Linked DNA regions of Homo sapiens: region 1 is linked to region 2. A link is an interaction called in ENCODE POLR2A ChIA-PET data of the cell type or tissue named here. Cell type or tissue: PC-9. All regions are shown on one strand. Each heading gives the region's core, and the rest is flanking DNA. Links, peaks and the distances in the headings are about the cores only.

Region 1 (14,835 bases), core at 9,836-14,835, 63 kb before region 2:
AAGTAGCTGGGATTACAGGTACCTGCCACCTTGCCCGGTTATTTTTTTTTTCTTTTTCTTTTTTTTTTTTTTTTTGAAGCAGAGTCTTGCTCTGTTGCCCAGGATGGAGTGCAGTGGCGCGATCTCGGCTCACTGCAAGCTCCGCCTCCTGGGTTCTTGCCAATCTCCTGCCTCAGCCTCCTGAGTAGCTGGGACTACAGGCAGCAGCCACCATGCCCAGCTAGTTTTTTGTATTTTTAGTAGAGATGGGGTTCCACCTTGTTAGCCAGGATGGTCTCTATCTCCTGACCTCGTGATCTGCCCGCCTCAGCCTCCCAAAGTGCTGGGATTACAGGTGTGAGCCACTGCGCCTGTCCCCAGCCAGCATTTTTAAGGTGCATCTGTGCTGTACCATGTCTAAGACTGTTCCTTTTTATGGCCGACTACTGACATGGATATACCGCATATTTTTTTTTTGTCCATCTGTTCATGGACATTTGGGTTGTCTCCACTCCGTGGCTTTATAAGAATAATGCTGCTGTGAACATTTTTGTATACATTTTATATTAACATCTTTTCAATTCTCGAGTAGAATTGCCGGGTCATGAGGTAACTGTTTAATTTTTTGAGGAACTGCCAGACTTTTCCAAAGCAGCTGCAGCATTTTATATTTCTACCAGCAATGTATGAGGGTTCCAATTTCTCCACATTCTCACCAACACTTACCTTTTTTAGTTTAGTCATCCTACTGGGTGTGAAGTAATATCTCATTGTGATTTTGCTTTGCAGTTTCTTCTTTGTAATCTTTTTTTTAAATGTCTTTAATCTCTCTTTTTTTTTTTTTTTTTTTTTTTTTTTGAGACAGAGTCTCGCTCTGTAGCCCAGGCTGGAGTGCAGTGGTGCAATCTCAGCTCACAACAGCCTCTGCCTCCCGGGTCCCCGTTCAAGCAATTCTTCTGCTTCAGCCTCCCAAGTGGCTGGGATTACAGGCACGTGCCGCCATGCCCAGCTAATTTTTGTATTTTTAGTAGAGACAGGGTCTCACCATGTTGGCCAGGCTGGTCTTGATCTCCTGACCTTGTGATCCGCCCACCTCGGCCTCCCAAAGTGCTGGGATTACAGGTGTGAGCCACCGCGCCTGGCCCTCAATCTCTATCTTTTTTATATCTGGATTGAATAGACTTTACCATGGATAAATCTCCACCCTGGCAGATTTAGGACTTTACTTGGAAATACAGATATTCTAAATGGAATTAAATGTCCTATTATCAGTGGCATTCATCACATTCAACAAAATAGCATCATAAAAGGTTGATATTGTTGAGCGTAATGAATACCTGAACTCCAGTTACATAAAGATGAGGATCATGTCTCTTCATATTACCTTAATGTCATTACATTTTGTAGAAAAACTTGTCTCAGGCTGGGCGCAGTGGCTCACGCCTGTAATCCCGGCACATTGAGAGGCTGAGGCAGGCAGATCACAAAGTCAGGAGATCGAGACCATCCTGGCTAACATGGTGAAACCCCGTCTCTACTATAAATACAAAAAATTAGCCAGGCGTGGTGGCGGGCCCCTGTAGTCCCAGCTACTGGGGAGGCTGAGGCAGGAGAATGGCGTGAACCCAGGAGGCGGAGCTTGCAGTGAGCCAAGATTGCACCACTGCACTCCAGCCTGGGTGACAGAGCGAGACTGTGTCTCAAAAAAAAAAAGAAACTTGTCTCAAAAGTGCTATGATATTCTTCCTGAAATGGACATTGTAGCATCTCAATATCTTTTTTAAAAAACTAAATTTTTGAAAAATTGTGTTTTGAGACAAGGTCTCCCTCTGATGTCCAGGCTAGAGTGCAGTGGCGCAAACACAGCTCACTGCATCCTGGAACTCCCGGGATCAAGGGATCTCCCACCTCAGCCTCCTTAGTAGCTGGGACTACAGACACCCACCACCGCGCCTGGCTGATTTTTAAAACTTTGTATAGATGGGGTCTCACTATGTTGCCCAGGTTGGTCTTGAACTCTTGTGCTCCAGGGATCCTCCTGCCTTGGTCTCCCAAAGTGTTGGAATTACAGGCCTGAGCCACCACACCGAACATAGCCTATTAATGTCAGCCTATTTCTCTATTTATGAATTTTCTGAAGTGTTATTTTTATATTCAGATTTATAGAAGCTTTTGTCTTTTATGACCTTGACACTTTTAAAGGGTACTCTCAGCTATTTTGTAGAATGTCCCTCACACTGGGGACTCTGACCTTATGACTGGACAAGGTTTTGTTTTTTGTTTTTTTTTTTTTTTTTGAGACGGAGTCTTTCTCTGTCTTCTAAGCTGGAGTGCGGTGGTGTGATCTCAGCTCACTGCAATCTCTGCCTCCCAGGTTCAAGCGATTCTCCTTCCTCAGCCTCCTGAGTAGCTGGGATTTTAGGCACCCGCCACCACACCCGGCTAATTATTGTATTTTTATTAGAGACAAGGTTTCACCATGCTGGCCAGGCTGGTCTTGAACTCCTGACCTCATGATCCATCCGCCTTGGCCTCCCAAAAGTGCTGGGATTACAGGCCTGAGCCACCACGCCCTGCTGGTTTATTTTATTTTTTGGCATGAATACCACAGCTGGGATGTCATCTTCTCAATGCATAGTGGAGATATGCAATGTCAGTCTGTCCAACTCCTGGTCCTGTTAGTTCAGGTGGTGGCAGCGGCTGCCGGGGCTTCTCCCCTACATAGTTACTGTTTTCCCTTTGTCATCCATAAATACCTTGGGGAGATACTTCCAGACTAAGTGAATGTCTGTTTCACTTCCAAGTTTTACCCACTTTTTTTTTTTTTTTTGAGATGGAGTCTCACTTTTGCCGAGGCTGTAGTGCAATGGCGCCATCTCAGCTCACTGCAACCTCCGCCTCCCAGGTTCAAGCAATTCCCCCGTCTCAGCCTCCCAAGTAGCTGGGATTACAGGCACGCGCCACCATGCCCAGGTAATTTTTTTTATTTTTAGTAGAGACGGGGTTTCACCGTGTTGCCCAGGCTGGTCTCCAACTCCTGAGCTCAGGCAGTCCACCTGCCTCAGCCTCCCAAGGTGCTAGGATTACAGGCGTGAGCCACCGTGCCCGGCCTACCCACTAATTAATTTCAGCATCCACTGGTGGGTCTTGCAATGCAGTAATTATTAACTTAGTTTTCAAAGGTGATTTTTGCATTTTCCTCATTCCTTTGACGTTTATTAATTGGAATTCATCTCTAAGAAAGAGCAGTCCCTTCAGCTTTTTTCCCTTTTTTTTTTTTGAGACAGGGTCTTGCTCTGCGGCTCAGGCTGCAGTGCAGTGGCTCGATCACGGCTCACTGCAGCCTCGACCTCCCGGGCTCACGTGATCTCCCATCTCAGCCTCCTGAGTAACCAGAACCACAGGTGCTCACCACCATGCCCAGCTGACTTTTTGTATTTTTTGTAGAGATGGGGTTTACCCATGTTGCTCAGGCTGGTCTCAAATTTTCGAGCTCAAGTGATCCGCCCGCCTTGGCCTCCCAAAAGGCATGAGCCACTGCGCCTGACCTACGATTTCTTTCTTTATATATCAGTATGAACGCAAGGGCTGTTTGTTGGATTCTGTGAGTCATAATCTGATACTGTTTCCACGCTTTGGCCATTGGGAGCTCCTGGAGATTGTCTCCTGTGCCCTATCCTTATTTAAGCACTTGTTTATTTTGGGATGTCTTCAGTTTTCCTTGTCCCAGCTCTGCACCCAGCTGCTTCTCCAGGGAGCCCTCCCTCACTGGAGACTGGGATTTAGCAACCAAGACCTGGGCACTGGCTGTGCTTGTTGCTTCTGGGCCCTCCTGGGACAGAGCTGGGAAGTGGATCTATGACACGTGCTTGTGCATTTACCCGCCCTGTTGGTTTCTGTAGCTGTCTAGTTCCTGCTGTTCCTGTCTCACCTGCCCCTTTCCTTATGTGTAGTTTCTTCCTGTGACAGGGAGAAACCTGGCTCTCAGATTGACAGGACATTCGCTTAGGCCATGTCAGTGCTGTAGGTGAACTGTTCAACCTGTGCCCCAGGGAGGCGCAGTCACTATGGAGGCACCTTACTTCCTTAATCGTGTACTGTTGTTTTTGTGTTTGACCTGTAGCATCTAAGTACTGGTTTCAAAAGTTGCCTAGATGAGTTCTTTTCTTTCTTTCCACCTCCTGCAAATTATGTGATTTGCATAATTTGTACATAGTTAGGTTCATTTGTTAGTTTGTATTCCTTTTGGCTTCCCCCATATCCTCGTTGACTTTTTCTTTCTTTTGTAACTTACATATGTTATGAAATTTATATGAGGATATATAATTTTCATAAATGTTTATGGTTTACATGTATTAGTTGTTATTATTAAGATCACCCTGGGATTGACTGGCCAAGCATTTGGTGGAAGATAGCAATAAATAATACATCATAAAAGACTTTAATGTAAAAATAAAGCCATGAAAGTACCAAGAAATAAATCTTCTCATTTTAATTACATCAGCTTGTCTGTGATCATGTAGCCTAAGGTAGGCCAGAGTTAATTTTTGTGTTATCTATACACGTTATTGAAGCGAATTATAAAATGTTTTAGCATGTTAATTACTTGTAAATTAATATCTACATATAAAAATGTGAGCATATATTCTATTTAGTATATTAATCCTTCATAAACAAGTAATGCAAGTTAGTATTAATGATATCTTAAGACTTAACATTCCTTTTTTAGTTTGTGTTGAATAAATGAACATCTAAGAGTTCATGATGATGCTTAAGGAAAGAAGCCTCATGTTTACCTTTGGAAGTTGTAAGGCACTGACTCATAAAAATTGGCAAATAAAAGGAAAGAATCGGGCATTTAATTTGTCTTTTCTGTATGAACTCTATAATTTTGGGGCAACAATTGATGACGGGGTCCTTTAAAAAAAAAAGAAATAATTCCAGCTAAGAAATACAGAAATAATTAGAAAATCAGGCCAGGCACGGTGGCTCATGCCTGTAACTCCAGCACTTTGGGAGGCCGAGGCATGAGAATCACTTGAACTCAGGAGGTGGAGGTTGCAGTGAGCCGAGAGTGCGCCACTGCACTCCAGCCTGGGCAAAAGAGCAAGACTCTCTCAAAAAAAAAAAAAAAAAACACACCCAAAATTAGAAAATCACCACTTTGAAGTGTCCAATAAAATGATGCATGTGAGAAACAGTGAAAATTGAAGATGACAGTTGAGGAGGCCACTGATAATGGGTGGACCAGCCCAGCTTCCCAGAACCAACCATACCTCACTACAGGTAGGACCAGAAGACAAGTCCAATGACGTGAAGCAGCAGGAGGCCCCCAGCACCGCCTCTAAAACTCGAACTGGGCTCATCCTGCCTAAGAAGTGCAGAGGATGGGAGAGGGTTCACAGGACACCTGGAGGGTTCAGCCCAGCAAATCCAGAACACAGGACATTGTCAGCAAAACACACTGGCTCCTGGACGCCTGGGTGGCACCAAGCGCAGAAGAGGAAATAGAGGCAGTGGGCATCCCAGTGCACAGCACGGCCTCTGTCCAGATTCTGATGTGGGGACACAATTGCAAGAAGAGACTTGGGGAAAATTGAGCAGAGACTATTAGATGTCAGAAAGCATTGTCAGTTTTGGTGGGTGTGTTCATGGTATTGTTAGGTAAAAGAGTCCCTATCTTTGCAGGACAGTAAGGACTTTTTAAAACTGTAGGCCGGGCGCGGTGGCTCATGCCAGTAATCCCGGCACTTTGGGAGGCCGAGGCGGGCAGATCATAAGGTCAGGAGATCGAGATCATCCTGGCTAACACGGTGAAACCCCGTCTCTACTAAAAATACAAAAAATTAGCTAGGTGTGGTGGTGGGTACCTGTAGTCCCAGCTACTCGGGAGGCTGAGGCAGGAGAATGGTGTAAACCGAGGAGGCAGAGCTTGCAGTGAGCTGAGATCCGGCCACTGCCCTCCAGCCTGGGCGACAGCGAGACTCCGTCTCAAAAAAAAAAAAAAAAAAAAAAAAAAAAAAAAAACTTCTGTAAGTCACCAACCTGGGCAACATGGCAAAACCCATCTCTACAAAAAACATTTAAAAAATGCAAAAAGTACCCAGACTCATTGCTGTAACATAAAAAGAAAAAAATTAACTGGGCATGATGGTGCCACCTGTGGTCCCAACTACTCGGGAGGATGAGGTGGGAGGATCCCTTGAGCTCCAGAGGTGGAGGATGCACTGAGCCAAGATCGTGCCACTGTACTGCCTGGGTGACAGAGCAAGACTCTCAAACAAAAACTTCTGCAAATCAGACAATCTCACAAATTCAAGACAAACAACCTTGGGAAACATTTACCACCAAGAACATGAATAGGCAGTTTACAACCATGGAAAAAGCCGGAAGCTGGACGAAGTGGTACATGCCTATAGTCCCAGCTGCTTGGGAGGCTGAGGTAGGAGGATCACTTGAGCCCAGGAACTTGAATCCAGCCTGAACAACATAGATTCTATCTTAAAAAGTTGTTTCGGCCGGGTGTAGGGGCTCACGCCTGTAATCCCAGCACTTTGGGAGGCTGAGGCGATCACAAGGTCAAGAGATCAAAACCATCCTGGCCTAAATGGTGAAACCCCGTCTCTACTAAGAATACAAAAATTAGCTGGGCGTGGTGGCGTGTGCCTGTAGTCCCAAGCTCCTCAGGAGGCTCAGGCAGGAGAGAATCGCTTGAACCTGGGAGGCGGAGGTTGCGGTGAGCCGAGATCGCACTATTGCACTCCAGTCTGGGCAACAGAGCCAGACTCCGTCTCAAAAGAAAAATTAAAAAACAGTTGTTTCTGGCCGGGTACGGTGGCTCACATCTGTAATCCCAGCACTTTGGTAGGCTGAGGCAGGAGGATTACGACGTCGGGAGTTCAAGACCAGCCTGGCCAACATGGTGAAACCCCGCCTCTACTAAAAATACAAAAACTAGCTGGGCATGGTGGTGCGTGCCTGTAGTCCCAGCTACTCGGGAGGCTGAGGCAGGAAAATTGCTTCAACCTGGGAGGTGGAGGTTGTGGTGAGCCAAGATCGCACCACTGCACTCCAGCCTCGGGAACAGAGCAGGACTCCATCTCAACAAATAAAAATAAACAAGGTTTTTAAATAACAAAATTATTTTAAAAGTTCATCCTTTTAGTAATGCAAGAAAGCCAGTTAATGTGATGCCATCATTTTAGGACGTAGCATTGGCAAAGACATATATGTCTGTCTGTCTTTTTTTGTCCTTTTTTTTTTTTTTTTTTTTTTTTTGAGAGACAGGGTCTCTCTGCTGCCCAGGCTAGAGCGCAATGGTGCCATCTCAACTCACTGCAGCATCTGCCTCCCAGGTCCAAGCAATAATTCTGCCTTAGCCTCCCGAGTACCTGGGATTACAGGCACCTACCACCAGGCCCGGCTAATTTTGTATTTTTAGTAGAGATGGGGTTTTTACCATGTTGGCCAGGCTGGTCTTGAACTCCTGACCTCAGGTGATCCATCTGCCTCAGCCTCCCAAAGTGCTGGGATTACAGGCGTGAGCCACCGCACTTGGCCTTTTTTTGGTTTTTTTTTTTTGGAGACAGAGTTTTGCTCTTGTCACCTAGGTTGGAGTGCAATGGCGCTATCACGGCTCACTGCAACTTCTGCCTCCCGGTTTCAAGCAATTCTCCTGCCTCAGCCTCCTAAGTAGCTAGGATTACACGCATGTGCCACCATGCCTGGCTAGTTTTATATTTTTTAGTGGAGACCACGTTTCACCATGTTGGCCAGGTTGGTCTTGAACTCCTGACCTCAGGTGATCCACCCACCTCGGCCTCCCAAAGTGCTGGGATTACAGGCATGAGCCACCATGCCCAGCAACAGGATCTCCTTTTGTCACCAAGGCTGGAGTGCAGTGGCATGATCACAGCTCACTGCAGCCTTGACCTCCCAGGCTCAGGTGATCCTCCCACCTCAGCCTCCAGAGTAGCTGGGACTACAGGTGTGCGCCACCATGCCCAGCTAATTTTTGTAATAAACCCTTCGATTTACATGAACAAAAATTTTTTTTTTGAGATGGAATTTTGCTCTTGTTGCCCAGGCTGGAGTGCAATGGCACGATCTTGGCTCACTGCAAACCTCTGCCTCACGGGTTCACACCATTCTCCCACCTCAGCCTCACGAGTAGCTGGGACTACAGGCATGTGCCACCACGCCCGGCTAATTTTTGTATTTTTAGTAGAGACGGGGTTCCACCACATTGGGCAGGCTGGTCTCAAACTCCTGACCTCAGGTGTTGCGCCTGCCTTGGCCTCCCAAAGTGCTGGGATTACAGGCGTGAGCCACTGCACCCGGCCTATGGTGAATAAATTTTCAACAAAGGTGGTGAGACATTGCATTGGGGGAAACGATAGTTTCTCAACAAGGGGTGCCAGGACAGGTGGATGTTCCTACACACAGAAAAGATGTTCACTCCATACGAAAAGTTAACCCAAATACGGACTGTATATCTAAATGTCAGCAAACATAAAATATAGCAGAAGATCACAGAAAAAATATGAGAGAGAATCTTTACAATATCCGGTTGGGCTAAGAGTTTGTTTTTGAGACAGGGTCTCTGTCACCCAGGCTGGAGTGCAGTGGTACAATCATAGCTGACTGCAGCCTCGACATCACGGGCTCAAGTGATCCGCCTACCTCAGCTCAGGAGTTCTTAGGATAGCAAAGGCATGCACCATGTGGAAAAAACTACTGCACTAGAATAAAAGGTTTTGCCCTTAAGAAGACATCATTAAGAAAATGAAAGACAAACCACATAAAATGTCTGCAAATCACCTATCTTTTTCTTTTGGAGACAGAGTTTTGCTCTTGTTGCCCAGGCTGGAGTGCAATGGGGCAATCTCAGCTCACTGCAGCCTCTGCTTTCTGGGATCAAGCGATTGTGTTGCTTCAGCCTCCCGAATAGCTGGGACTACAGGCGTGCACCACCACACCCGGCTAATTTTTGTATTTTTGGTAGAGACAGTTTTTTTGCTATGCTGGCCAGGCTGGTCTCAAACTCTTGGCCTCAGGTGATCCGCCTGCCTCGGCCTCCCAAAGTGCTGGGATTACAGGCGTGAGCCACTGCACCCAGCCTCATATATCTGATAAAGGACTGTATACAGGATATGTAAGTACTCATAGCTTAATCAGACAGCCCAATTAAAAATGAGCAAAAGATTTAAATAGGTTTCTGCCCAGGAAGACTCATTGGGGAAGTGCAGGTGCGACTCACAGTGTGACACGACACTGCTTCACACTTGTACAGCTGGGATCAAGCACAGCAGGTATTGCTGAGCCTGTGGCCACCTGGAGCAGCCCAGCGTTGCTAGGGGGTGCAAAGTGGCACACCTACATTGGAAAACATTTGGGGACTTCCACTCAGGAATCTACCCAAGAGAAATGAAAGCACATATTCATGAAAAGGCTTAATGCAACATTTATAATGGTTTATAATATTCGTAAATGTTTATGGCAGTATTATTCATAATGGACAAAAAAGAAACCAAATATTTGCCAACTGGAATGGTTACAAACAAAATGTATACCCACACAATCGAATCTTTTATTTATGTATTTATTTATTTATTTTGACAGAGTCTCGCTCTGTCGCCCCGGCTGGAGTGCAGTGGCGAGATCTCCACTCACTGCAAGTTCCGCCTCCCGGGTTCACGCCATTCTCCTGCCTCACCCTCCCGAGTAGCTGGGACTACACGCACCTGCAACCACGCCTGGCTAATTTTTTGTATTTTTAGTAGAGACGGGGTTTCACCGTGTTAGCCAGGACAATCTCGATCTCCTGACTTCGTGATCCGCCCGCCTCGGCCTCCCAAAGTGCTGGGATTACAGGCGTGAGCCACCGCGCCCGGCCCAACAGTTTTTTTTTAAAAGCACTTGGGTTATTGGAAAGTTGGGCAACATGATCACCTGCACAGGGGCTCTGAGTCTTTAACAGTGAAGCATTTCACACCTGATTAGGAAACGCTGTGCTGATGACATGGCACTGACAGTGTGACTCAGTTACAGAAACTCTCAAATATCCCTCCAACATTCAGAAATTTTCAAAAGACACCAAGCTCGGTATTTTGCATAGTTCTGTCCCCAAAAATGCCCTCCTGTGTTCATGTCTGTGTCTGAACAAAGCAGCTGTGCGTGTGTGTGTGCGTGTGGTCTCCACTTCTCTTGATCAGCCTGGGTTGCCTGGCAGTATGGGCCAAACAGACAGGGCCCTGTCTGCATGGAGCTCAAGAGTGATTAAAAGAGGCTGGGTGGCCGGACATGGTGGCTCACACCTGTAATCCTAGCACTTTGGGAGGCTGAGGCAGGAGGATCGCTTGAGCTCAGGGGTTCAAGACCAGCCTGAGCAACATAGTGAGACCCTGTCTGTACAAAAAATAAAAAATTAGCTGGACATGGTGTTGCACACCTGTAGTCCCAGCTACTCGGGAGGCTGAGGTGGAAGGACTGCTTGAGCCCAGGAGATAGAGGCAGCAGTAAGCTGAGATTGTACCACTGCACTCCAGCCTGGGCAAAAGAGCAAGACCCTGTCTTGAAGAAAAAAAAAAAAAAAAAAAAAGATTGGGCACCCCGGTGGTTCATGCCTGTAATCCCAGCGCTTTGGGAGGCTGAGGTGGGTGGATCACCTGAGGTCAGGAATTCGAGACCAGCTTGGCCAACATGGTGAAACCCTGTCGCTACTAAAAATACAAAAATTAGCTGGGCATGTTGGCTCACACTTGTAATCCTAACTACTCGGGAGGCTGAGGCAGGAGAATCGCTTGAACCTGAAAGGTGGAGGTTGCAGTGAGCCGAGATTGTGCCATTGTACTCAAGCCTGGGCGACACTGAGACTACGTCTCAAAAAAATAATCAATCAATAAATAAAAGAGGCGTCCACGTTAACGAGTCCACAGTCCTAACAAGTGCTGCAGGCTGGACGCGGGGCAGCGTCCCACCCAGTGTCTGGTGCAGGGCATTTAGGGGCTTGGCCTCCAGGAGAGGCGAGCCCGGGGCTGGGTGCGAGCACTGCTGCTGGGCCAGGCCACTCACGTTATGCGGCCGTTCCTGATACTTCAACACGGCCCTTGTGGGCGAATGTGTGGAATCTCGGAACAAGCGGAGTGGGGAACAGGGCTCTGCGGTGAAGCCCAGGCTGAGGCAGCCCCTCATCTGCTCACGGTGCCAGGAGCTCCCTGCCTCCTGGTCCTGAGGAGCCGCGGGATTCCTCAGGGACACTAGGGCCTCTGCAGCGGCGCCTGCGCCAGGCAGCCACGCGCGCTGCGCACGAATTCTGTCTCAGCCTGGAGAAAAACACCTCCGCTGCGCCCTCGCCCAGCACCAGCTTTCCGCGGGGCGTGCAAGGGGCTCCTCCTAGCCCCACAGCCCTGTCTTTCCACGGGGGACACCAAGGCCCTGGAACGGCCCGCGCGCCAGCGCTCTCGCCCGTGTTTAACGAGAACTTAATCCCCGTGCCCGTTACCTCCCCGAAGTCCCGGGACTAGGTGACTAGGCCCCGAAGCAAGAGTCGCAGTCGGACCGACTGGGCCGGGGAGGGCAGCGCACTGCACCTGCGCGGGCTTCCACAGCCCACGCGGCCGCCGCAGGCCTCGAGTGGGCGCGGGTTGGGCAGCGGCGAGAGGCGGGACCGGACCTCGCCTCCCGGGTGCGGGCGCCCTGGGCTCGCGTAGGGAAGTGCCCTGGCTTACAGAGGTGACCACTGACGGGGCTTGGGGTGGAAGGTGACGACGCCAGAACCCACGCGGAACGCGCCCACGAGGCCCAGCCGCAAGATGGCGACGGCGTGCCCCCGGCCACCCGCGCGCCGCGCATGCGCCCTGGCCTTCCCCGCCCGAGTGAGCGGAAGTCTCGTGACCCCGGAAGTGACAGGCAGGGCGGGCGGGGCGGCCGACGACGTTCGTCATTTAGTGCGGGAGGGATCCTGAACCGCGCGGCCGAACCCTCCGGTGAGTGGCCGTGGCGGGGCGGAGGCGGCGGGGCGGAGGCGGCGGGTCGGGGCGGGGACCGGCGGCGCCGGCGGGGGCGGGGGGCGCTGAGGTGGGGGCTTCCGCCTTTGTTCGCGCCCCGCCCTGAGCCCGCGGCAGGGTCTCGGCGGGCGGGGGCGCGGTGACAGCGGGCCAGGGCGGTGCGGGCTAGGGCGGGGCCGGGGCGGGACCGGGCGGCGGCGGCCCCGGCCCCACGTGCGGGTCCCGGGCCGGAGGGGCGGCGGGGACCAGGGGAGTGCCGGCCCCTCCCGAGCGGTCCGGAGCTTCTTTCATGGCCGCCGAGGCGCGTGGGGCCCGGGCCAGACCTGAGGGCCCCTCCTTGGGGACGCGGGGGGCGCCGGGCCGGCAGCCGCGGTCCATCGCGTTCGGGGGCGACGCGGGGATTGGGGCGCGGCCTCCCCCAGCGCCCGGGCCACGCCCGGCACGGATTGCGGGCCCTGCGGAAGTGCGGGCCGCGCCCTAGGATCCCGGCGCCTACGGCTATCCTCGCGCGGCGCGGAGGCCCCAGCCCCTGGAGGAAGCAGGGCGGCCTGGACCCCGGCCTGGGTGTCCCGGGTGTGCTGCTCCCTGACCCACCTCCCACGCTGCCGGGAAGGATCTGAGCCTGACAGATCCCCTGCCGGGTCAGTGCTGCCCCGGGCACTCCGGGCCCACCATCTACAAGAGGGCCCGAGAGTACTGAGTGGCTGTGGTAGCTCCCAAGTTGTAGGTCACAGACCCTCACAATTGTGGAGAAACCGCAGATACTTAGGATCCCCGTGTCCAGGTGGCCCCGTGCGGTATTCTAGCTGCCCCTAACATCCGAGCTCCAGGGGCATCCTGTTTGAAAGATGACGCTGAGCCGACCACACACGTTTACATGTGACTACCACGGCCAGAGGAGCAACCCTACTGAGGGATACCGAGCCCCGTTACCCCGTAGGGCGAGGGCCTGGGCAGCTCAAGAGCGGCAAGACCCTAAGAGAGGGTTTAGTGTGGGCCCCGCCGGTTGATTCTGGGGCCTGCTAGCCCCGCCCCACACATACAGGGGGCTGCTGCCTCCTCCATCGTGGAGGGGGAGGTGTGTCCTCTCTCCCCATGATCGGCTGCAGTTCCCATTTTGTCTTAGATGTTATACCTGGGGTGGGGGCACCTCACACTGCCCCAGAGGATGCCCCTGAGCAGGAATCGCGGGGGTGGAGAGGAGCGAAGGTGGCCCCCTTGGAGCCCTTTTGGAGCTCCGGCTGCAGCCCACACTCCTGCTCAGAAGTGCGCCTCCGTTGGGGATCCAGGTCCAAGGCCTGTCACCGTCCCGCCCACAGGTGTCCCGACCCAGGCTAAGCTTGAGCATGGCTGAGCAGGAGCCCACAGCCGAGCAGCTGGCCCAGATTGCAGCGGAGAACGAGGAGGATGAGCACTCGGTCAACTACAAGCCCCCGGCCCAGAAGAGCATCCAGGAGATCCAGGAGCTGGACAAGGACGACGAGAGCCTGCGAAAGTACAAGGAGGCCCTGCTGGGCCGCGTGGCCGTTTCCGCAGGTGAGTCTGGGCTGCGGGAGCCGGGTGGCCGCCCGTTCACTCCAGCTGTCTTGCCGCTCCCCAGCCCCTACTTCCACTGGTGGGGGTGGGGCCCTCACCTGCTGTCACTCCCCAGACCCCAACGTCCCCAACGTCGTGGTGACTGGCCTGACCCTGGTGTGCAGCTCGGCCCCGGGCCCCCTGGAGCTGGACCTGACGGGTGAGTGCCCTGCGGCCGCGGGGGTCCGGGCGGCCCCTGGTGGGGATCTCGGGAAGTGCAGCCAGGGGGCCGCGCAGGGCTGGGGCTTCGCGCAGGGCTGCTGGGCAGTCATTGAGGGGGAGGTCCCCCCAACAGGCGACCTGGAGAGCTTCAAGAAGCAGTCGTTTGTGCTGAAGGAGGGTGTGGAGTACCGGATAAAAATCTCTTTCCGGGTAAGCTACAGGCTGCTGTGGCCAGGGAATGGAGGCGGGGCTGGGGCTGGGGTCCGGACCGACCTTCCCTGATCCTCGCTTCGGGTCCTGCAGGTTAACCGAGAGATAGTGTCCGGCATGAAGTACATCCAGCATACGTACAGGAAAGGCGTCAAGAGTGAGTGGGGCCCCGGGCAGGGCAGAGGGGGCCGCTTGGGTGCGTGCTGCCAGGCGGGGAAGCGGGGCCGCTGACCGCCCTCTTCCTTGTGCCGCAGTTGACAAGACTGACTACATGGTAGGCAGCTATGGGCCCCGGGCCGAGGAGTACGAGTTCCTGACCCCCGTGGAGGAGGCACCCAAGGGTATGCTGGCCCGGGGCAGCTACAGCATCAAGTCCCGCTTCACAGACGACGACAAGACCGACCACCTGTCCTGGGAGTGGAATCTCACCATCAAGAAGGACTGGAAGGACTGAGCCCAGCCAGAGGCGGGCAGGGCAGACTGACGGACGGACGACGGACAGGCGGATGTGTCCCCCCCAGCCCCTCCCCTCCCCATACCAAAGTGCTGACAGGCCCTCCGTGCCCCTCCCACCCTGGTCCGCCTCCCTGGCCTGGCTCAACCGAGTGCCTCCGACCCCCCTCCTCAGCCCTCCCCCACCCACAGGCCCAGCCTCCTCGGTCTCCTGTCTCGTTGCTGCTTCTGCCTGTGCTGTGGGGGAGAGAGGCCGCAGCCAGGCCTCTGCTGCCCTTTCTGTGCCCCCCAGGTTCTATCTCCCCGTCACACCCGAGGCCTGGCTTCAGGAGGGAGCGGAGCAGCCATTCTCCAGGCCCCGTGGTTGCCCCTGGACGTGTGCGTCTGCTGCTCCGGGGTGGAGCTGGGGTGTGGGATGCACGGCCTCGTGGGGGCCGGGCCGTCCTCC
Region 2 (6,740 bases), core at 1,741-6,740:
GAGCAGCTGAACGATGCGGACGAAGATGAAGAAGTTGATCTGTGTGAGAAGGGTGCGAGTCAGGGGCATCCCGAGCCCCAGGGAACAGCTCTGTGCCCTTGGAAGGCCCCACCTGACCCTCCTGCAGGTGGGCCTGGCAGCAAGATAGGCCCTGGGCCACATAGCCCTGGGGCTGGTGGGCACACAGCCAGGGAGGAACAGCCTGGCTCAGTGTCCAGGGTGCTGGCCAGTGTCCTGGTGTCCTGTCTGGGTGCCGGCTCCCTCCCAGCGCTCTCAGACAGGATGCTGCTGTCTCCTGGGGCAGCCTCAGGACGCCAAGGGAGGAGGGGCCTGGGGTGCGCTCCTGGCTCTTCATTTCCTCACCAGGATGGCCAGGAAGACGGGGAACCGCAGGATCCACCAGAAGCCCATGTTGTCATTGCTGGTCCAGCACCTGCGAGGCCAGGCCACTCACATACTGGGGCACAGCCCCCAGCCCCTCCGCCCCTCAGCACCCCCGTCCCGATTTTGCCAGGATCTAATTCGGGTCTCAGAAAAGGAAGGGAGAAGGTCACAAATGACCCCCTCCCCAGGCACCAGGCTCATCCCCGGCCCCTCCCTGCCTCAGGCCAGAGCGCCGCACCCCAGCCCCCCGGTCCCTCCCCAGGCTGTCCAGCCGCTCATACTCACTGGACGTTCTCGAACAGACACTTGACCACTGCCCAGGGGACGACGAACAGCATGGGGGCACCTGTGGGGGGCAGCAGCTGTGGTCCCAAAGGCTTGGTCAGCCTGCCTTAACCCCCTCTCATGCCAGCCCACTCACCCCAGCCGATGCCCAGGTAGAGGCTGAAGAAGCTCCTCTCGGGGAGGGTGGCCAGGCCCAGCAGGTTGTGCAGGTACAGGCCCTCCACCAGCAGCCAGCAGTAGTTGGCCACGATGCCATATTGCATGAACACCGCGGCCACACGGCAGCCAGCCACCGCCTGGTACAGGTGCAGTGTGAGCGCGGCTACGTGGCCACCTGCCTGGCTGCCCACCCACCCACCTGCCTGGGGCCGCCGAGGGGGGCTCACTCCATCACTGAGCCAGGTGCTGACACTGAGGTCGTCGCCAATTTTCTGGCTGTAGCGGGTCCTGAGCAGCCCATCAATGACCAGCACGGAGCTGGCTTTCAGCACGAAGGACGCAAACAGATTCGCGTGGATGGCATTGCGGGTGCAGTGCAGCTTGCTGTGGGCACAGCCAGTCAGCGCCCGTCCTCCTCCCTGTCCTCTGCGGCCGCCCCGGGCGCTGGCGGAATCCTACCTGAGGCCCCCCAGGATGGCCAAGGCGAGGAGCAGGGCCCCCAGGGACAGGCTGTAGCCCACTGTGTACATCACCTGGAAGCTGCTGTACATCTTGGCCACCTCCTTCTGCGAGTTACAGTGGCCTGTGAGGGCCAGGCAGGGGCCCCCATGCCCGTTCCCATCCAGCCCCACCGCGCCTGCCTGCCGCCCACTGACCTGGACCTCAATCTCCTCGCCATCCATCTGGCACTGGGAGGCATCACGCCAAGGCTGCCCCCGGGGTCCACGCACCCACTGACCGTCGGGCCCGCATCTCTTGAACACGAAGCGGTGTTGCACTGGGGGTGTGGGGGGAGGCTGGGGTCAGCCCCACCCTGGGCCCGCCCCCCCCACAGTTCCTCCCCTCTATGGGTACCTTTGTGGTGCCAAGGCAGGTACCAGGGGCAGGAGATGTTGGCCGTGGTATTGGCGGGGGTGTCCGGCCAGCAGGAATACTTGTCGAAGGTTCTGTTGCACACCAGCTCTGCAGGGTAGGGTAGGGCAGGGCAGAGCAGGGCAGGGCAGGGTGGGAGAAGGGGCTCCCTCAGCAGGCCTCTCTCCTCTCTCTGGAAGCCTGAGCTCGGCCGTCACCTCGCCCAGGACATGGCCTGGGCTGCTCCCTCCCCCACTTGACCTCCACCTCCCCCATCTGACCTCCACCTTCCTCACCTGACCATCCACCTCCCCTGGACCAGCCTCCGCTAGCACGCCCAGCCCAGCCCTGAATTGCAGCTCTGCAGGACACCTTCCCTTGGAGACCCCCCATCTCAAATGTGCCCCAAACCCACACTGGGGTCCCCCATTCTCCGTGACCTTCTCTCAGCACCTCCCTCTCTGGGGGCTGAACCCCAATGCCATTTTCATCCTTCCCAGGTGCATCGCCAAACCTGTGGCTGCCACATCTGCTCCCTCTGCCCAATGGAGGCTGCCACACCTGCCCCCCTCTGCCCAGTGGTGGCTGCCTCCCTCATCCGAACCCAGGCACTGCCTCCCGGGTGAGTCCTCCAGCCCTATCCTCTCCCTGCACCCCAAGTGTCCAGGCCATGATATACACTCTCCACCCGAGCCCTCCCAGGCCCCTGGGTCCCAGCTTCCACGCCCTGGCACTGTCTGCCCACTGAAAACTCCACGGGGCTGTAGGTGGTATTACCCATCTGGGCCTGGGGGCAGCAGCAGCAGCCGGTTCTGGGGCAATGCCACCGTTCTGTTATTTCCTGGCTCTGCGGCCTGAGGCAAGTCCCCAGCTCTGTGGCTCAGTTACCTCGTTACCTCACCTGCCCACGGTGGTGGGGGCCTGAGGAATGACAGGGCCCCTTGGCGGGGTCCTCAAAGGCTGCATAAGCACCCAGGAACCTTCCCATGAAGAGAACTCAGGAAGTGCTGAGGCCAGGCACAGGCTGAAAGGCTCTGGGTGGGGGGCTCACCCGTGGGAGGGGGCAGCAGGCTCAGGTTGTGGTGACACTGGTCACCGTAGAGCTTCCACTTCTCAAACAGGAAGTCCATCACCTGAGCGGAGGGGACCTGTGGCTGGGGGACACATGCACAAGCAACCAGACAGACAGACAGACAGGCAGGCAGACAGACAGGCAGACAGACAGGCAGACAGGCAGGCAGGTAGATGGATAGGCAGATGGACAGACAGGCAGACAGACAGGCAGACAGGCAGACAGACAGGCAGGCAGACGGACAGACAGATAGGCAGGCAGATGGATAGGCAGATGGACAGACGGACAGACAGGCAGACGGACAGGCAGACAGACAGGCAGACGGGCAGACAGGCAGACAGGCAGGCAGACAGGCAGGCAGACGGACAGGCAGACGGACAGGCAGGCAGACAGGCAGGCAGACAGACAGGCAGGCAGGCAGACGGACAGGCAGACGGACAGGCAGGCAGACGGACAGGCAGACAGGCAGACGGACAGACAGGCAGCAGACAGACAGGCAGGCAGGCAGGCCGACAGACAGGCAGGCAGATGGATAGGCAGATGGACAGATGGACAGGCAGACAGACAGGCAGACGGACAGGCAGACAGGCAGGCAGATGGATAGGCAGATGGACAGATGGACAGACAGACGGACAGGCAGACAGACAGGCAGATGGGCAGGCAGACGGGCAGACAGACAGACAGGCAGGCAGACAGGCAGGCAGGCAGGCAGGCAGACAGAGAGCCATCAGTGTGCAGTCCTCACAGGAGGGCCCCTGGGTGCTGAGGGTGCTGTGAGTCCTCACCTGGCAGGCCAGCAGCAGCAGCAACAGCAGCAGGGGTCGCTGTGGCTGGCAGGGGGGCATGCCTCTGGGCAGCTAGCTGCCTCCCACATCTGGCAGGGGCTGCACAGCTGGGGCAATGCAGTCCTGGTGGGTGTGTACGCTCCTCCGAGGGCAGCTGAGTGGCAGAGCAGCAGAGCCTGGGGCGTCCTGGCCAGTGGGGTGTCCTCCCCTGAAGCTGCCCCTCTGAGCCTCAGGGTCCTAGGGATAAAGAGGGAGCTGGGGGCCGGGCGCGGCGGCTCACGCCTGTAATCCCAGAACTTTGGGAGGCCGAGGGGGGTGGATCACGAGGTCTGGAGATCGAGACCATCCTGGCTAACACAGTGAAACCCCGTCTCTACTAAAAATACAAAAAATTAGCCAGGCGTGGTGGCGGGCGTCTGTAGTCCCAGCTACTCGGGAGCTTGAGGCAGGAGAATGGCGTGAACCCGGGAGGCAGAGCTTGCAGTGAGCGGAGATCAAGCCATTGCAGTCCAGCCTGGGTGACAGAGCGAGACTCCGTCTCAAAAAAAAAAAAAAAAAAAAAGAGGGCGATAGGAGGGAGGAGACCCCAGGAGGAGTCACTCTTGCCACCCAGGGCTGGCTGGCTGGCAGCTCTGAGGGTCGCAGAGCCCCTCGTCTCATTGCTGGTGGCAGCCACCTTCCTGCAGGTTGACCCAATGCTCTTGGGTGGGGGACCAGCCTCCCCAGATGGTGACCTCCTCCCTCAGTTGACAGCCCCCGGCTGCTTCCTCACCATCCTCCTCACCTATTCTTAGCCCCTGGGAAAGCTGGCTTGCCAGGCTGACCTGAGCCAATGTGCCAAGCGTGAGGGTGGCGGTGCCTGGACCTTCCATCACTTGGCCCCAGTGCCACAGCGAGCAAAGTGGCTGGGCTGGCTTGCAGCTGTGCCAGGCCAAGTGTGTGGGGCCCACACTCAGGGGTCTGTGTCACATGTGTGCCCCCTGCCCAGCACCGGGGTGCCTAGGTGCCTCGTGGGTGCCGTGCAAGGCTCGGTTGGGCTTCCTGGATCCCATGGGACGCCACAGGCTGGCTGCACAGTCCTTTGAGGTTAGCACTGCGGGCGTCGACTTGGAGGAGGAGCTGGCCTAGGGTGGGGGCACAGGGTGGGGAGGACATCCCCCGTGGTGCCTGCCAGGGCTGTGGGAGTCACAGCCCCTGGTCCCCATGCCACAGCCAGCATCTGAGCTGGGAGTTCGGGGTGGCAACAGCTACACAAATCGGCCTTTCGTTGCTACAGAGCCCAGTTTCTGCACCAACTGAATTCTGTGGGAGAAGCAGGGAGGGTCTTCCTGTGGGTCCACGTGCATGTGCGGGGTCCCGCGAGTGGCTGGCTATGAGCCCCCGGGCTGTTACGGGCTCTTCTTTGGGGCACCCTCAAATGGAATAAGAGGTGTGGATGGATGGCTGGGCAGATGGAGGGCCAGCCAGCTGGAAGGCAGTGCCAGGGGGAAGCCGGGGAGAGGGGCAAGGAGATGGGCGAAGGCTGCAGCTGGAGCAGAGGGTTTCCGGGCAGGCCTGGACTGCTGGCTGCCACGGGACAGCCTGGATTTTAGCCTCCTCCAGGTAGCGGCTGGGTGAGCCCGCGTGGGGCCAGCTCCACCCAGGGCTGCCCCGCTAACGGGGCCTGAGATGCCCCAAGCAGTGTGACAGCTGAATGACAGGGACAGGCACCTGCGTCACAGACTGCTAAAGAGCTCCCAACCGCAGCCCTTGGACCCTGGGCTCATGTAGGGGCCGATGGGAGGCAGGACCCGTGTGTCGCTGATCCCCAGTTCCTGAGCCAGGTGAGCAGCCATGCAGGCTTGGTGCTGGGGCGAAGGACCCACAGAGTAGGGGCCTCTCCCTGGCGGAGACAGCGGCAGGCGGGTGGGGGAGGAGGGGCAGTTTTGGCGTCCCCAGCTCTGGGGTCACGCAAGGGGCCTTATCTTCCCTGATCCTGATCAAACAGCCCCATCTACTGCCACTGTCCTGGGCGGCTCCGGCCACTGAGCCGGGCTGGGTGAGGAGCAGCAGGAGCCGCCTCTCCCCACTGTGTGCACCCCCAACCCAGAGGGGCCCTGGACGAGGGGCACTGCTAGGTGGGCAGGCTCAGGGGTGCAGGGGAGACCTGGGGCTCTGGGCAGGGGACGGGGAGAGGGACAAGGGGCAGCTGGAGCAGGGTGGATGGTGGAGATGCAGGCGGGGGACAAGGAGGAAGGACACTGGCCAATGAGCTGTTCCCTGCCTGGGCGCCTCGAAGTGGGGGTGGGGGGGGACGCGTGCTCACCCTGGGGGGAGGACCACCCAGCCAGGAGCTCCCTGGGCAAAATGACAGCCCCTTAGAGCCCAGCGTGGCCAAGCCTGGCTCTGCCCCAACTCTGCCAGAGAAACAGGAGCCATTCGATGCCTGTCATGTTGACTCTAGAGCCACTGGGAGCACCCCCCAAGCCAGTGCCTCCACACATGAGGTCCTCGCGTGCCAGGGCCCCACCTTCCAGCCGGGCAGCCAGTCTGGAGACCCCAGCGAGCCGAGGGAGGGGTTGGCTGCCCAGTCCCCCAGGCCTTTCTTTGAAACAGTCAGGACCCAGGAGTGGGGCTCTGTGTCCCCTCAGCCTCAACAGAAGGTTGGGAAGGTGGGGCTGGGGATCCTGGAGGATTCCCCCGACAGCTCAGCATCCACAGGCCACAGGTGGGCTCCCCATAGGGCACCCCTAGTCCCGGATCCCTAGGGGTCAGGGCCTCTGAATACAAGAGGTGAGGTGGGAGGCAATTCTCCACTGGGTCTCTGATAGTGAGGCAGGAGGTGCAGAAGTGTGAGCGTCCTCCGTTCCCTGCGGGTGGTGGGTCCCATATGGGTAGGGAGACTCCAGCTCCTCACCCCAACAGGGGTGGGTGGAGCCGGGGGGGGACCAATTTCCAGCTGAGCACCCATGAGAGAGCCTGGCCTGGAGAGCAGGGCTGAGGCTGCTGTGGTCCTGGGACGGGGACGACGATTTAACTTCCCAAGTGGGGACCCTGCCCCATCACTGAAGGTGACACCAGCCTGAAGGGAAGAAGGGAGGCTCCTCTGTTGATCTCACCCAGCCCTCTCCCCCGAGAGGAGACACTGACACCCCCGGGCCCCGGTCAGCCCAGGATCAATGTTTGTTGACTGAAGGAGTGGACAGAAACTCCCAGCTGTGGAG

What was found. Peaks named below come from ENCODE experiments on the same cell type or tissue, not always from the same donor. Only the 100,000 strongest peaks of a DNase experiment are listed, where the experiment ranks them.
Region 1: POLR2A ChIA-PET joins it to region 2 with 25 read pairs; 8 of 35 experiments call an interaction of 5 or more read pairs at or near these places.

The regions. Positions count from the first base shown.
Region 1 is chr17:81,868,429-81,883,263 of GRCh38, reverse strand. It overlaps ARHGDIA (Rho GDP dissociation inhibitor alpha), which reads left to right and starts at 11,927. Exons shown (of 6, transcript NM_004309.6): 1 at 11,927-11,966; 2 at 13,307-13,523; 3 at 13,639-13,722; 4 at 13,858-13,934; 5 at 14,028-14,091; 6 at 14,189-14,835. The coding sequence starts at 13,334. The coding sequence ends at 14,388. RefSeq lists enhancers at 10,780-10,879, 11,330-11,399, 13,340-13,519, 14,150-14,299, 14,014-14,642 and 1 more and silencers at 11,580-11,989, 12,190-12,619, 13,650-13,859, 14,460-14,509. In PC-9, for the core only: CTCF peaks have their summits at 11,502, 11,702 and 13,743 (motif pointing left); a DNase peak (open chromatin) is centred at 11,863; H3K4me3 peaks cover 3,054 bases; H3K27ac peaks cover 2,380 bases.
Region 2 is chr17:81,805,876-81,812,615 of GRCh38, reverse strand. GCGR (glucagon receptor) reads right to left here. Exons shown (of 14, transcript NM_000160.5): 2 at 3,538-3,774; 3 at 2,732-2,834; 4 at 1,684-1,791; 5 at 1,485-1,606; 6 at 1,288-1,394; 7 at 1,056-1,212; 8 at 806-965; 9 at 670-730; 10 at 364-433; 11 at 1-39. The coding sequence starts at 3,597. Among named protein-coding and RNA genes, the nearest start is that of GCGR, 5.1 kb to the right of the region's middle. In PC-9, for the core only: a CTCF peak has its summit at 3,618 (motif pointing right); no DNase peak of the experiment used is centred there; H3K27me3 peaks cover 2,483 bases.